Linked DNA regions of Homo sapiens: region 1 is linked to region 2. Evidence: chromatin loops called from intact Hi-C (ENCODE). Cell type or tissue: tibial artery. All regions are shown on one strand.

Region 1 (8,000 bases), 610 kb before region 2:
CCTGTGGGAGATCCCCTGAGACCTCCTGCAGATGCCCATGGGAGCCAACACTGTATCTTTAAGAAGATGAGCATGAAGCCAGGATGGAGAGAAGAGTGTGGTGCCCTCACCCATCAGGGGCAAGTAACCAGGTATAATAGTTTTCATGCTGCTGATAAAGACATACCTGAGACTGGGCAATTTCCAAAAGAAAGAAGTTTATTGTACTTACAGTTCCACGTGGCTGGGGAGGCCTCACAATCATGGTGAAAGGTGAAGGTGAAAAGCCCGTGGTGAAAGGTGAAGGTGAAAAGCCCGTCTCACATGGCAGCAGACAAGAGAAGAGAGTTTGTGCAGGGAAACTCCCCCTTATAAAACCATCAGATCTCGTGAGACTTATTCACTACCACGAGAACAGCATGGAAAAGACCTGCCCCCATGATTCAATTACCTCCCACCAAGTCCCTCCCACAACACGTGAGAATTCAAGATGAGATTTGGGTGGAGACCCATCCAAACAATATCATTCCGCCCTGGCCTCTCCCAAATCGCATGTCCTCACATTTCAAAACCAATCATGCCTTCCCAGTAGTCCCCCAAAGTCTTATTTCAGCATTAACTCAAAAGTCCACAGTCCAAAGTCTCATCCGAGACAAGGCAAGTCCCTTCCTCCTATGAGCCTGTAAAATCAAAATCAAGTTAGTTACTTCCTAGATGCAATGGAGATACAGGCATTGGGTAAATACAGCCATTCCAAATGGGAGAAATTGGCCAAAACAAAGGGGTGACAGGCCCCATGCAAGTCTGAAATCTAGTGGGCAGTCAAATCTTAAATCTCCAAAATTGTCTCCCTTGACTCCATGTCTCACACCGAGGTCACATTGATGCACGAGATGGGCTCCCATGGCCTTGGGTAGTTTCACCCCTGTGGCTTTGCGGTCCCCCATCTGGCTGCTTTCACTAGCTGGCGTTGAATGTCTGTGGCTTCTCCATGTGCAAGCTATCGGTGGATCTACCATTCTGGAGTCTGGAGGACGGTAGCCCTCTTCTTACAGCTCCACTAGGTGGTGACCCGGTAGGGACTCTGTTGAGGCTCCCACCCCACATTTGCCTTCTGCACTGCCCTAGCAGAGGTTCTCCATGAGGGACCTGCCCCTGCAGCAAACTTCTGCCTGGGCATCCAGGCATTTTCATACATCCTCTGAAATCTACGCAGAGGTTCCCTAACCTCAATTCTTGAACATGTGGGAATTCAAGATGAGATCTGGGTGGGGACACAGCCAAACCATATGACCAGGCTTTGAATCCACACAACATAGAAGCTGCCAAGGCTTGGGGCTTCCACCATCTGAAGCAATAGCCCAAGCTGTGCCTTGGCCCCTTTTAGTCATCGCTGGAGCAGCTGAGATGCAGGGCATCAAGTCCCTAGACTGCATACAGCACAGGGACCCTGGGCCCAGCCCATGAAACCATTTTTTCCTCCTAAACCTGAGGGCCTGTTATGGGAGGGACTGCCACAAAGGTCTCTGACATGTCCTGGAGACATTTTCCCTATTGTCTTGGTGATTAACATGCAGCTCCTCGTTACGCAAATTTCTGCAGCCAGCCTGAATTTCTCCTCAGAAAATGGGATTTTCTTTTCTATCACATTGTCAGGCTGCAAGCTTCCCAAACTTTTATGCTCTGCTTCCCATTTAAAACTGAATGCTGTCTGGGTGCGGTGGCTCACACCTGTAATTCCAGCATGTTGGGAGGCTGAGGCAGGTGGATCACCTGAAGTCAGGAGCTTGACACTAGCCTGGCCAACATGGTGAAATGCTGTCTCTACTAAAAATACAAAAAATTAGCTGGGCATGGTGGCGCACGCCTGTAATCCCAGCTACTTCAAAGGCTGAGGCAGGAGAATCGCTTGAACCTGGGAGGCAGAGGTTGCAGTGAGCTGAGATCATGCCACTGCACTGCAGCCTGGGTGACAGAGTGAGACTCTGTCTTAAAAAAACAAAAAAACCAAAAAACCCAAGTCACTTCTCCAATGCTTTGCTGCTTAGAAATTTCTTCCAGCAAATACCCTAAATCATCTCTCTCAAGTTCAAAGCTCCACAAATCTCTAGGGTAGGGGCAAAATCCTGTCCCTCTCTTTGCTAAAACATAACAAGAGTCACCTTTGCTCCAGTTCCCAACAAGTTCCTCAATTCCATCTGAGACCACCTCAACCTGGATTTCATTGTCCATATCATTATCAGCATTTTGGTCAAAGCCATTCGACAAGTCTCTGGGGAGTTCCAAACTTTCCCACATTTTCCTGTCTTCTTCTGAAGCCTCCAAACTGTTCCAATCCCTGCCTATTACCCACTTCCAAAGTCGCTTTCAATTTTTTGGGTATCTTTTCAGCAGCACCCCACTGCTGGGACCAATTTACTATATTAGTCAGTTTTCACATTGCTGATAAAGACATACCCGAGACTGGGCAATTTACAGAAGAAAGAGGTTTATTGGACTTACAGTTTTACATGGCTGGGGAGGCCTCACAGTCATGGCAGAAGGTGAAAGGCATGTCTCACATGGCAGCAGACAAGAGAAGAGAGCTTGTGCAGGGAAACTCCCCCTTATGAAACCATCAAATCTCATAAGACTTATTCACTGTCACGAGAACAGCATGGGAAAGACCTGCCCCCATGATTCAATTACCTCCCACTGATTCCCTCCTGCAACATGTGGGAATTCAAGATGAGATTTGGGTGGGGACACAGCCAAACCATATGACCAGGCTTTGAATCCAAACCTTTGTCTGCACTTGTGAAAGTCTTGTCAGTCACCTGTGGTTTTTATCCATTTTTGATAGCTAAAGGAGTTAATGTCTTGAAACTCATGGCAGGATGTAAAATACCTATGCTTGTCAGCAAGTTGTGGGAGCACTTTATGAATACGTGGAACTTCAGTGGACAATCATTTCAAGAGACTATAGAGTTCTGGAGATTTTTTTCCCCCAACATCGGGGTGAGATAAACCTGAAAAAATCCTGTCACCATATAGATTCAAATTCTTAATATGTAATGACCTAAGGTGTAAATATCCACATTTAGATAAACCAGATATTTTGTTCTCTTGCCATTTAAAAATACCTCTATTATATTAGGAGTACTTTCCTACTTAATTACTGTTACATCTTCATGAAAATATGGTCCTACACATCAACTGACACTCCTGAATGGAAGAAGACAGTAATTCTTTTTGTCACTCATTTGTGTTGGAGCTCTAATTTGCTCTTTGGTGAGACAGTTGGAGTGTTCTAGTCAGCAATTAGACTTTAATAAGCAGAGGCTGGGCACTGTGGTTCACGCCTGTAATCTTAGCACTTTGGGAGGCCGAGGCAGGTGGATGGATCACTTGAGGTCAGGAGTTCAAGACCAGCCTGGCCAATATGGTGAAACCCCGTCTCTACTAAAAATACAAAAATTAGCCGGGTGGTGGCATGCGCCTATAATCCCAGCTACTCGGAAGGTTAAGGCAGGAGGAGAATCGCTTGAACCCAAGAGGCTGAGGTTGCAGTGAGCTGAGATTGCCCACCACTGCACTCCAGCCTGGGCAACAGAGTGAGACTCTGTCTCAAAAAAAAAAAAAAAGAAAATAAAAGAAAAAACAAAAATTAGCAAGCAGAGAACATCCTCCAGCTTTTGAGCATCAAGGGCACCAAGAATCTCTGCATGCTTCTCCACAATTCCCCACTAGAGGGAGCACTGGCTCTTTTATTTTTCCCTTCTCCCGCTCTTCTCCCTTCCAGCAGTTTATCTTTGACTGGAGGTCCCCTAAAATGTTTAATCTTGCAAGTTGACACTTGCAGCTAAATCCTAACCTAAACTCTGATTTCAAGCAAGTGTAAGTGTTGTAGGAAAGATGTATATATTTTAAAGAACCCAAGAAAGGGAGTTACCGAAGTCTCCTGTAGGCCTATTCTAAAAGGTTTCCTCCTCCATCCAATGTAAATTTCACACTGACAAATCTGTCATAAAATTCCTTGAGATGATTTGGCCTTAAAAACAATATACATATTCTGTATATTTCCAGTTTTCAGTCGAGAAATATTTTGAGTAATATTTCATTGTGTCCATTTGAAGTAATATCTGTGTGAGAGATGAGCAATTCGAAATTCAGATCCTGCTTTATCTCAACAGCACAACTGCTTTAGACACTTCTCAGTGAATCCAGCTTTTTTCCCTGTTAGAGAAATGGGAGAAAGGAGGTATTTGGGAAAGTCACTAGATCCTCTGGCCAAGAGAAGCTTCTCAGCTCAGCAAGTAATAATGTCCCACAAACTGAGGTCCCCATTGTTTCTTTTTGTTGGTTTGTTTATTTGTTTTGAGATGGAGGCTGGCTTTGTCGCGCAGGCTGGAGTGCAGTGGTGTGATCTCGGCTCACTGCAACCTTTGCCTCTTGGGTTCAAGCGATTTTTGTACCTCAGCCTCCCAAGTAGCTGGGATTACAAGCATGTGCCACCACGCCCGGCTAATTCTTCTATTTTTAGTAGAGACTGGGTTTTACCATGTTGGCCAGGCTGGTATTGAACTCCTGCCCTCGAGAGATCTGCCCGCCTCGACCTCCCAAAGTTCTCGGATTACAGGAGTGAGCCACCGCACCCAGCCCCATTGTTTCTAGAGCACAGGCAAGGCTGGGAAATTCAGTTTCTAATCTTAAACTCCCCTTTGCTTAGATAACAGCTTTCTAGCTTTCACCAGACCCTGGATTCCCAGTAATAATGCATCCTTCAGACCCTTTAAGCCTCTGGACTGTCTTCAAATAAAATACTGGAAATTGCAGAGGTCTGACTCCCTCTCATCCCAGCCCACCCTCCTCCAGGTACACAGACCTCCTATAAACTGAGGTTCCTTCCGAGGGCTGTTAGGCAAACTTCTGAGGTTTTTAGGAGTTAGATATGTGAGTGGCTTTATCTGAGACAATTCTACAAGAACATGAACATACTAAATGTTGAGGATGAGAATGAAGGCCTTTGCCTCCACAGCCTGCAGAAGCCATCTGGAAGCTGCCAATGGTGGGGACCGAGGCTGAGGCTGGCTCCTAGAAGTTTTCATCCTCTTATGCTTTCACTGCTCCTAGCTGGCAGCACATCTTCCACCCAAGAACCTCAATGCCAAAACCACTCAGAGTCTGACTGCTTCTTGCCAGGAGACCTATGAGACCCCTCTAGGAGATAAGAATGAAAAGATCTGATTTCCAACTTCTCTGCAATTTGGTCTTCTTAGATAAGTAAATGATGATCAATGCTGTTCAGAAAAATTCAGAAGAAAACTTCAGAGAAATTCCTAGAGCTGCAGTTGCTTACCAGTTCTGTAAATAGTAAGGATTTACCCAACATCAGTCTTGTTTGGTAATTAGATTAGTGAAAAAATCCTCACTGCCAGCTCCATTAGGAAAGTGAAGCCAAGGACTTAAGACTTTTAATAAAATAGCCACAGTAACAATAGTTCCCCTGCTGTTATCTGTCTGTCAGCTTCAATCCTAAACTTTTTCAGCTGCCTGGCTGATCTCTGACATAGGGCCAGGTAGCTATCATCCTTGCTACTGAAAGAATCCCTTACCTAGCCATTGAAAGCCACACCAAAATTCCAAGTAAATAAACCACCACAGTTCTTGACATTTTAGTCAGCCCCGTCTATATCGTCTTTAGTATTATTTATGGTAGGCTCAAACTGGGCATGACGGTACGTTCCCAGCTACTTGGGAGGCTGAGGTGGGAGGATCGCTTGAGCCTAGGAGTTTGAGGACAGCCTAGGCAAGATAGCGAGACCTCATTTCTGTAAAGAAAATATGTAACACACACACACACACACGGCAGCACCCTGTTTTAACCAACTCCCTCCACATCAGTATTTCTCAAAGTATGAGCCTCAGAGCATGGCCACCAATTCAACTGGGCCACAGGCCAGGCCTAGTCAATGTTTCTTCATCAGACTCTGGGTTAGGGCTTAGGAATCCACAGGTCAGGAAGTCCCACGGGTGATTCTTCCAGGTATCTACGTGTGAGGACCACTGCCCCGGGAAAAATTCTCCTTGCTGGATATCATGAAGGAAACTGGAGGCCTGGGGAATTGCCCCCCATCACTCAGCAAGTCTGGTGGTATCGACGGCCTAGTCCTTGTGTTCCTGATTCTGTCCTTGGGCTTTTAGAGTCCAGAGAATGGGGGAGATTTATAGTCCAGAAAATTCATAGGAACCCTTCATGCATAGAACAGGTATGGTGCCCATTTGCCAAGAGGTAAAGCCATCTCTGGAATTTCTATTTTAAAATGCCACTTCCAGGTATCTCAGAACTCAGAGCAAAGAGACTACCACACAATACACAGCAGGCCTGGGGCTGGAGCCTGTCACTCTTCTCTGGCTGTGTCCAAAGTAGCTGATGCTGGTGCAGCCACAACCCCAGCCAATCGCACTCACTCCTCATCACTGGAGTCCTCCTTAGTGCGCCTCACCCTGAGCATTGATCCTTTAAGTAAATAATTCATCATGATGAAAGTCAGCAAGACACTGCGTCCTCCATCACTGACTGTGGATCGGAATTCGGCCGGCTAAGCAGACACTATATTAGGCACTCCCAGAACCAAAAGCACCAAGCGAAGCCTGCCTTATGTGGTTTGACCCCAGAGCTCAGGAAAACAGAAGCAGGTGAGAAATCCCTTCCATGGCCTTTTATCTCTCTCCCTTCTTCCTCGTCCCCAGGCCACCTGGAAGGAGGGAGTCGGTGAACCATCTCTTTTCCTGCTGCTCTCTTTAGCAGGCCTTCGAACTTCACTGCCCTTGCAGACCCAAGTTTTCCACATTACCAAGCCCAGCCTGGCCACCCAGGCACACAGATTTGAGAAAAAGAGGGTGCCTCCCTCCATCCCTACCTTCCTGGAGGGATAAAGGCAGAAGCAGGAGACACCCCTGGGAAGCAAGAGCAAGGCCCCAGGGTGCCTAGGACAGGGCCTCACCTTTGCCTTTGAAGCTTATCCTTGCTATCGCAGGCTGCGCCTGCACTCCTGGCCTGCAGTGGCCCGGTGGCCTGGCTACCCCTGAACCTCTGCCGTCTCCTTTCTGCTGTCTGTGTGTTTCTGGGGCAAAACCAAGCTCTCAGGTCAACCTCAGCTACTCAGCCTTCTAAGCAGTTTCCAGAAAGCAGGAAGTAGCAGGAAATGCTCCCTAGACTGTCTCATTTGCATGAGCCCCGCCCACCTTTGTCAAGGACGTTTGTTTTCCGTGACCCTCCTTCCAATCTGACTTCTTTCATTATCCCCCACCCACTGCACTCACTCCTTAGCTCAGTAAAACTCGAGTCCCTAATGCCCTCCCAACAATAATAATTTAATTAAATAATTTGTCGCAATAGAAGTCAGCAGAGTACTTGGGAAATGGCATCTTCCATCACTGACTACTGGCAATTGGCCAGACACCAAAACCAAAAGCTGCAGGGCAATCCTGCCTTATGTGGTTTGACCCTGAAGGTCAGGGTTGCCCCTACTCTCACTGGTGGCCTCTCTCATGCCCAGCAAACTCCTTCCAACAAGGGTCCCCTTGCCTATTTTCAGTGGTGGTTTAAACTCTGTGCCCCCCACTTCTGATGGGGCCCTGACATCTGAACTTGTCCCCCTGTATGGTGTTGGCTCCCACAAAGGGGCCTCCTCATGCTTGGCTGGGGACCGTCCACCCCTGGACACTGCTCAGCTCTGCACAGAAGCCAGGATTGAAAGACATCCTCCAGACTGTAGAAAATTGCCCCCATCCCCAGGGCATGTTCTGCATTTCTCAGTGCCATCCTGCTCACAGATTTGGGTGGTCTGGGAACTCCCCAAACCTTTCCATCCACATTGCACTCCTGTCTTCCCTAGAGACACTTGGCCACCACTGAAGATAATGATGGTGGTGACGATTTCATGCCAAATATATTTCATTTAATCTTTATGACAATATTAAAGGTAGTAGACATACCTCCATTTTTCAGGTAAAGAAACTGAGAGGCTCAGAGGGGT
Region 2 (8,000 bases):
TCATAATCAGGAGAGAGGCCTATCAGCAAGGACTCAGAAGTAAATAAAGTATAGATGTGAACAAAATGTGCAATGTAGGCAAAATTACATGGCTATATAATAAGTTAGTTAAATATACTCTGTGTCCTGAGAAATGGGTACTAATACACTATGTACTTTCTTCACCAACATATCATAATGAAAATTTATTTCATACAGAAAATGAAAGCATGTGAGCTAGAATAAATTTTTAGTCTTTATATTTTTTATTTTATGATGTCACAGATCATTGAAAATTAGCACCAAGGACATCTGGTCCAACAGATTTATTTTATTTTATTTTATTTATTTTATTTTATTTTATTATTTTATTATTTATTTTATTTTATTTTATATTTTATTTTATTTTATTTATTGAGACAGAGCCTCACTCTGTTGCCCAGGCTGGAGTGCGGTGGCATGATCCTGGCTCACTGCAACTTCTGCTTCCCACGTTCAAGCGATTCTCCTGCCTCAGCCTCCTGAGTAGCTGGGATTACAGGCGCGTGCCACCACACCCAGCTAATTTTTGTATTTTTGGTTGAGATGGGGTTTCACCATGTTGGCCAGGCTGGTCTTGATCTCCTGACCTCAGGTGATCCGCACCCCCCTCGGCCTCCCAAAGTGCTGGTATTACAGACTTTAGCCACTGAGCCTGGCCAACTGATTAATGTTATAGAGAAAATTGAGAGCCCAAAGAAGTTAAATAAACTGTGACAGCAGAGTCAGGACTAGACTACAGGACCATTAAATCCTAGCACCAAAGCTCTCTTTCTCTCACCCTTATCTCAGCCTAGCTGCTTAGTAATGCATTTACTGGTCTTCCTAACATATAGAAGAACTTTTGGGTCATTACTTGAATAGCTTAGATTATTTTTATTTTGCTTTTTGTTTTTTGTATTTTAGGTTCAGGGATACATGTGCAAGTTTGTTATATAGGTAGACTGTGTGTCACAGGGGTTTTTTGTACAAATAATTTTGTCACTTGGGTAATAAACATATTACCTGATTGGTATTCTTTTGTGATTCCCTCCCTCCTCCCCACTTCCCCCTCAAGTAGGCCCCAGTGTCTGTTGTTCCCCTTCTAGTATCCATGTGTTCTTGTTGTTTAGCTCCCACTTATAAGTGGGAACATTGTGTATTTGGCATTTTGTTCTGTGTTAGTTTACTTAAGATAATGGCCTCCAGCTCCATCCACGTCCCTGCAAAAGATATGATCTCATTCTTTTTTATGGCTGCATAGGTTTCCATAGTATATATGTACCATATTTTATTTATCCAGTCAACCACTGATGGGCATTTAGGTTGATTCCATGTCTTTGCTATTGTGAGTAGTGCTGCGATGAACATAAACATACATATGTCTTTATCTTTCAAAACTATATAATAAATTCTGAAAATATGCCTTTCTTCTTAATCTGTTTCTTCATGCTAAACAGATAAGATTAAAATCATAGCTGCATTTCAAGAAATTGTCTGCAATCCTTCATTTTCTCCAGTAGATGTAAATTTTTATGTGGCCAGACTGTGCAGTGAACAAGCAAAAATAGGGAAAACTGAGCTTCAGGTCTAAATTAAAGCGAACGAAGACTGATGGTAAATGTAGCATTACTATATTAAAAAAAATAAATGTAGTATTTAATCTTAAAAATAAAATGTTAGGTAAAAATAGCAAATTGCAGAAGGCTATGTAGGGTTTTGTGTGGATCTGTCTTCACTTGGTAGAAGATAGCTGAGATCCACTCTCTCCCTGATCACCTATGAGATTCCTTAATCCTTTCCCCTTCTGCAGAGAACTCTGTGAATTAAGTACATGATATGAAATTAATGTCAAATCTGGGATCCATAATCTTATATTACTTCTTCCCCCTCATTTATTTGAATATTTAAAACAATGTATTCTTTAACTCATAACTATATCTTTTCCTGATAATGTGAACTTGATATTTAAATTCTACTTTCCGTCTTGAAGTTCTGTCACCTACACCAAGTTCTGTGTTTGGCTACTCTATTTGTAGTTTGTAGAATCAAAAATATGTTGTCTATAATTTTGTTGCTGTTTGAATTCGAAGTTTGTTCTTCTGATTCCACCATTCATTAGTTTCCTTAAGCAGATAAGTAAATCAGTTATATAGTCAGTTTATTATATCACAGTGAATACTAGGGGACGTATGCAATTGTATTTGTGTTTAGGGAGCATCTTAAACTTTGAACTATTTATGTTAAATTTCTAGAATTCCTTTCTTCTGATGGAATGATTTGAGGCTAAGGTAGGATTTTTGAAAAACAATGACTTTCATTCAAAATTTATCTACTCAACCAAGCAAATGAAAAGGGGCAGCGAAGGAAAAATAAAAATGGGAATGGTAGATGGCAGAAGAAACTGAGAACACAGAAGAAAGCGGTAGGTTTGGAGTGGAAAAATTAAACTAAAAGAAGGCAAGATGAAGAAAAAAATGTACCCTAAATGAACAAATTGCAAATTTAATGGCATCTAGAAATATAAACTGAGGTTAAGTTTCTAAATTATAGTCAGTCCCAAGGTTTAGATCTGCAATCCCAGGAATGGTTAGTTTTTTTTTTTTGTTGTTTTTTTTTTTTTTTTTTTTTTTTGAGACAAGCTTTGTTGCTCAGGCTGGTGTGCAGTGACATGGTCACTGCAACCTCAACCTCCTGAGCTCAAGCAATTCTCCCACCTCAGCCTCTTGAATAGCTGGGACTACAGGTGTGCGCCACCGCACCTGGCTAATTTTTGTATTTTTAGTAGAGATGGGGTTTCATATGTTGCCCAGGCTGGTCTGGAACTCCTGAGCTCAAGTGATCTGCATACCTCCTCCCAAAATGTTGGGATTACAGGCGTGAGCCACCCTGCCTGGTGGAGAGTTAACTTTAAAGATCACCTACCCAGAGGCCAGTTCTACTACTCTGTGGCTGATTCCTGTCTTTTTCTTCTATTCACTAGCTCTTTTGGGGCACAGTGACATTTCTCAGAGGTAGAAAGCTACCAGCAATATAGTTTTCTACTTTTCCAAAAGGAAAACATACCATATTCCTGTCTAGTGGTAAATTTTCTTGCTTTTAGTAGAGTTATTTCATTATAGAACTCTGAAAATGGTAGCTATGAAAATAGCCAAGATGTCGCAAATGAAGAATCTTTGTTTCCGATTTAAAAATTGGAATAGGAAATGATAGGATGTTAAGAAAAATAATAAATGTTTCCCTTCCTCTCCTTGGCAAATCAAATGCCCAGTTATCAAAGAATGCAAGAAAATATTGCCTACATGAGCAGAACTGTTTCTAAATAAAATGTCTGGCATGTAAATGCTGCATCAGTTCCTAATTAAGAATTCTGTAAATAAAGCTTTGCTCTTCATCTCCTGTTTTCGTTGGAAACTTCCATCAGAGATAGTGACTGGTGTGAAGCAGTGGAGACACCCAGTGGCTACTGTGGTTAACCACCGCAATGGTACATTTCATGCTGCGTTTCCTGTTTCTTGTTTTAGATGTGTCTATTTCCTTTTGAAAATATGACACTAAGTACCTCTAAATAGAAATTTAATAATGTAATAGTAATTGTGAAATTAATGACTTGAATATTACTCACAAATTAGGCCTTAATCTGAAGGATGGAAGGATTTGTGAATAAGCAACATTTAAAAATACAGTAAAAGAAAAATATTCAATCTTGCCTAATTCATTTTTAAAAATCATAGTTTTTCAAAACATAAAGGTAGATCCATTTTATTGAAGTAAAAATTTTGATTTAGGAAAGGATTTTATATAGAAATTAACACTTGAAATTTGAAATTTAAACTTGAAAATGTCTCTCTGACTTCACCCAAACTGTCAACAAATAAAATACATTAGTTCAAAATGTAAGGGCTATGAAGAGAATCTGGTTGTTCTTGTAAAATGTATATTTTATTATTATTTTTTAAAAGGCTCAAACTGAGAAATAATGCCAAGACTTGCTACTGAATGAAGGAATAAATGAACTTAAAATTTCTTTTAAATAGCTTTTTTTTTTAATCAAAATAGTAAAATGAGTTCACTTAGAAAAAGTAGAAAATATAAACAAAAAGAAATAAAATGCCCACTACAATTTCACTCCACACTTTGGTTTATATAGTTCTAGAAATTCTTCTTAATGCATGGAATATATATATATATAATTTTTTTTGAGATGGAGTTTCGCTCTTGTTGCCCAGGCTGGAGTGCAATGGTGCGACCATGGCTCACCACAACCTCTGCCTCCTGGTTTCAAGTAATTCTCCTGCCTCAGCCTCCCAAGTAGCTGGGATTACAGGCATGTGCCACCACTCCCAGCTAATTTTGTATTTTTAGTAGAGACAGGGTTTCTCCATGTTGGTCAGACTGGACTCGAACTCCCAACCTCAAGTGATCCGCCGGCCTCGGCCTCCCAAAGTGCTGGGATTACAGGCGTGAGCCACCGCACCCGGCCCATACCTGATTTTTAAAAGCCTATGAAACAGCAATCTAAAAATGGTTTTTGTTCATGATAAGTAAAAATGAGATTGTGTATACAAAATGGAGATTCTAAGGGAAATATGAAAAGACTGGAAACTAGGCTGGCTGTGGTGGCTCATGCCTGTAATCCCAGCATTTTGTGGTCCAAGGTGGGTGGATGGCTTGAGCCCAGGAGTTCAAGACCAGCCTTGGCAACAGGACAAAACCCTATCTCTACAAAAAATAAATAAAAAAAAATTAGCCGGGCATGGGGTCATGCGCCTGTAGCCCCAGCTACTCAGGAGGCTGAGGTGGGAGGATCACTTGAGCCCAGAAGGATGAGGCTGCAGTGAGCTGTGATCGTGACACTGCACTCCAGCCTGGGTGACAGAGTGAGACTCCATCTCAAAAAAGAAACAAAACAAAACAAAATGAAACAAAAATAAAGAAAGAGTGAAAGGAAAAAAGAAACTAATATATATATAAATGGTGGGAATCAAAAAGTGTCATCTCTCAAATGAATCTGAGCAAAATTGAGTCTCAAGTTAAGCTGAGACTTCTTTTCTTTCTTTAAGCTTATTTACCACCATTGATTCCCTGGCATCCTTAGAAATTTAGGTGGTTTATAAAGAGGATGCCTCAACATTTTCCCTTCCTGAAGTATGCTATGAACTGTAATTTTGGGTGAAAGTGAATAAAAGATGGTTATGTTAACCAAAGAATGACTTTCACAGACACAAGAGAAAAGCTACAAACATATAATAATTATAGAAGATTCTAGTTATATGTGCAATAACAACTAGTACATTAAAATACTGAGTTTGGCGGAGAAGGAGTTAGCAGGAAAATGGCCTCTGGTATGACCAACCATTAAATGAGAGAGGAATGTGTACAAGAGACAAGACAGGTACAATGCTGAAATTCCTATGGGTTTTCTCCGTTTTGCCGAGTAGATACCAAACAGGTTTATCAGGGATGCTGCTTTTAGCTGCATGACATTCCTAACAGATGTGTAAAGACCGATGCCCCCCCATTGCTTCTAAACTTTGTACCCATGATGCTTCTGTGGCTTTTTCCTTAACTCTTTTTGCCAAATCTCCTCCTGAATGTGGCTCAGACTCTCCCAGACATATTACTATTATTGCTCACAAGATAGAGGATGTAAAATGGGCATACAAAACCCTATAGAACTGCATGCTCTTAAATAGAAATACTGTGAATAAAAGTCAAGGGCAGCCGGGCGCGGTGGCTTACGCCTGTAATCCCAGCACTTTGGGAGGCTGAGGCGGGTGGACTGCTTGAGGCCAGGAGTTTGAGACCAGCCTGGCCAAATGGTGAAACCCCATCTCTACTAAAAATACAAAAAAAATTAGCCAGGCGTGGTGGCTCATGGCTGTGATCCTAGCTACCTGGGAGGCTGAGACACAAGAATTGCTTGAACCCGGGAGGCGGAGTTGCAATGAGCTGAGATCGCGCCACTGCACTCCAGCCTGGGTGACAGAGAGAGACCTTGTCAGAAAGAAAGAGAGAAAGAGAGAGAGAGAGAGACAGAAAAGAAAGAAAAGAAAGAAAGGAGTCAAGGGCTTTAGTATCAACAGCTCTATCAATTACTAACTGTCGAACTTAGGCAGGTAACTTCCCTACAGCTCATTTCCCTCTGTAAACTAAGTATTATAATTTAGTCCGTAATATTTATTGTTGCTCTGCAAAAAGGATTGTGCTAGGCAACAATGATATTGAAATGGCTAAGGCACAATATCTAGCCTCAGGGAGCACATAGTCTAGTGAGGGAGACAGACTTAAGTCATTACCAGCCAGGGGTGGTGGCTCACCCTTGTAATCCCAGCACTTTGGGAGGCCAAGGCAGGCAGATCACCTGAGATCAGGGGTTTGAGACCAGCCTGGCCAAAATAGCAAAACCCCATCTCTAAAAAAATACAAAAATTAGCCGGGTGTGGTGGCACATGCCTGTAGTCCCAGCTACTCGGGAGGCTGAGGCAGGAGAATCGCTTGAACCTGGGAGGTGGAGGTTGCAGTGAGCCGAGATCACGCCACTGCACTACAACCTGGGAAAGAGAGCAAGACTCCATCTCAAAAAAAAAAAAAAAGTCATTACCATATAGTAAATGCATTATTAGATTTCACAGTGTCTAAGGACAGGATAGGACAAGTTTGAAAGTGGAGAGACTCAGGGCTTATCTTAAAGGGATTCAAAGAGATCATCATAAAACACCTAGCACACTCCACATCTGTAATAGGAACTCCACTAATGTTAAGTTGTTTTATCCTAATTACACATTCTTGCAACAGAACTGAGCATTTTAGTACTGGACAATATCAAAGTTGTAAAACATAAATCTCTTCAGGGAGATAAACTCCTGCATTCTTTAAAAATGAATGTTACAAACATTATACTCAGGAAGCTGTCCCATTACTCTCTAAAGCCTGAAATTTAACAAGTTTTCTTAGTCAAAGCTAGCTTGCTTTTTCAAAGATTCAACCAACTTTACAAACCATAGGGAGTCATGAAAGGAAATACACAAAAAAACTAAGATGGAGAAAAAATGCAAACTCAGCCAAGATTTTTCTCAAGAACTTTGGCCTTTTCTCTTCACCAGTTATATAACTATTTAAAATGTGTTATGCATGTTTTTGGAAAATTTTCAAGATAAGACAGGAAGTATAAAAGTTTGTAACTCTGGAGTGCTAAATCCTTAGAATGAATGAAGGAAATGGGTTTCTAGCATGTAGTATTTGAAGTACTTGACTTAGCTGTCATTCCCTATTCCTTACCCTTGTCAATCAAACTAACCAGTTATTCTGCTGATCCTAGATCTGGCCTCAGAACTTTAACAAAATTAATTAGGAAGGTACTACCAACATAAAGAAGTTGCTGTAGATACTGGAAGTGACATGGGAAGAGACAGTGGGAGTGTGATGAAAAAGAATGAGGTTGTTGTTAATAATGGCAGTGGGGACACAGACATTGATATGGGGAAGGTAGATATGTATGCCTGGTCATTTGGGGTCCATCTTATTTCCTGGGGCACAGCTGGGTCTCTTTTCCCAGTTGCCAAACTGAAGGAGTCTCAGCTGGGCCTGAGGAAGGGCAGTAGATGAGGTTTTGGCCAGGCGCGGTGGCTCATGCCTGTAATCCCAGCACTTTGGGAGGCCAAGGCAGGCGGATCATGAGGTCAGGAGTTCGAGACCAGCCCGACCAACATAGTGAAACCCCGTCTCTATTAAAAATCCAAAAAAAAAAAAAATTAGCCAGGTTTGGTGGCGGGCACTTGTTATCCAAGCTACTTGGGAGGCTGAGGCAAGGAGAATTACTTGAACCTGGGAGGCGGAGGTTGCAGTGAGCCGAGATAGTGCCACTGCACTCCAGCCTGGGCAACAGTGCAAGACTCCATCTCAAAAAAAAAAAAAGTAGATGAAGTTTTAAGGAAGGTATACTCTGGGAAAATGTGAGGAAAAGCTGGAAAAGACTAAGGAAAGGAAGAATCCTGTCAAAG

Evidence for each region. A loop is a pair of places that touch in the nucleus more often than their neighbours do. Peaks named below come from ENCODE experiments on the same cell type or tissue, not always from the same donor. Only the 100,000 strongest peaks of a DNase experiment are listed, where the experiment ranks them.
Region 1: a loop joins it to region 2, with 6 times the contacts of the local background. A loop is called at or near these places in 4 of 110 quality-filtered maps.

The regions. Positions count from the first base shown.
Region 1 is chr7:36,314,930-36,322,929 of GRCh38, reverse strand. No RefSeq gene overlaps it. Among named protein-coding and RNA genes, the nearest start is that of MATCAP2, 48 kb to the left of the region's middle. In tibial artery, a CTCF peak has its summit at 3,735 (motif pointing right); no DNase peak of the experiment used is centred here.
Region 2 is chr7:35,705,100-35,713,099 of GRCh38, reverse strand. No RefSeq gene overlaps it. Among named protein-coding and RNA genes, the nearest start is that of LINC03013, 7.3 kb to the left of the region's middle. In tibial artery, a CTCF peak has its summit at 3,459; a DNase peak (open chromatin) is centred at 3,457.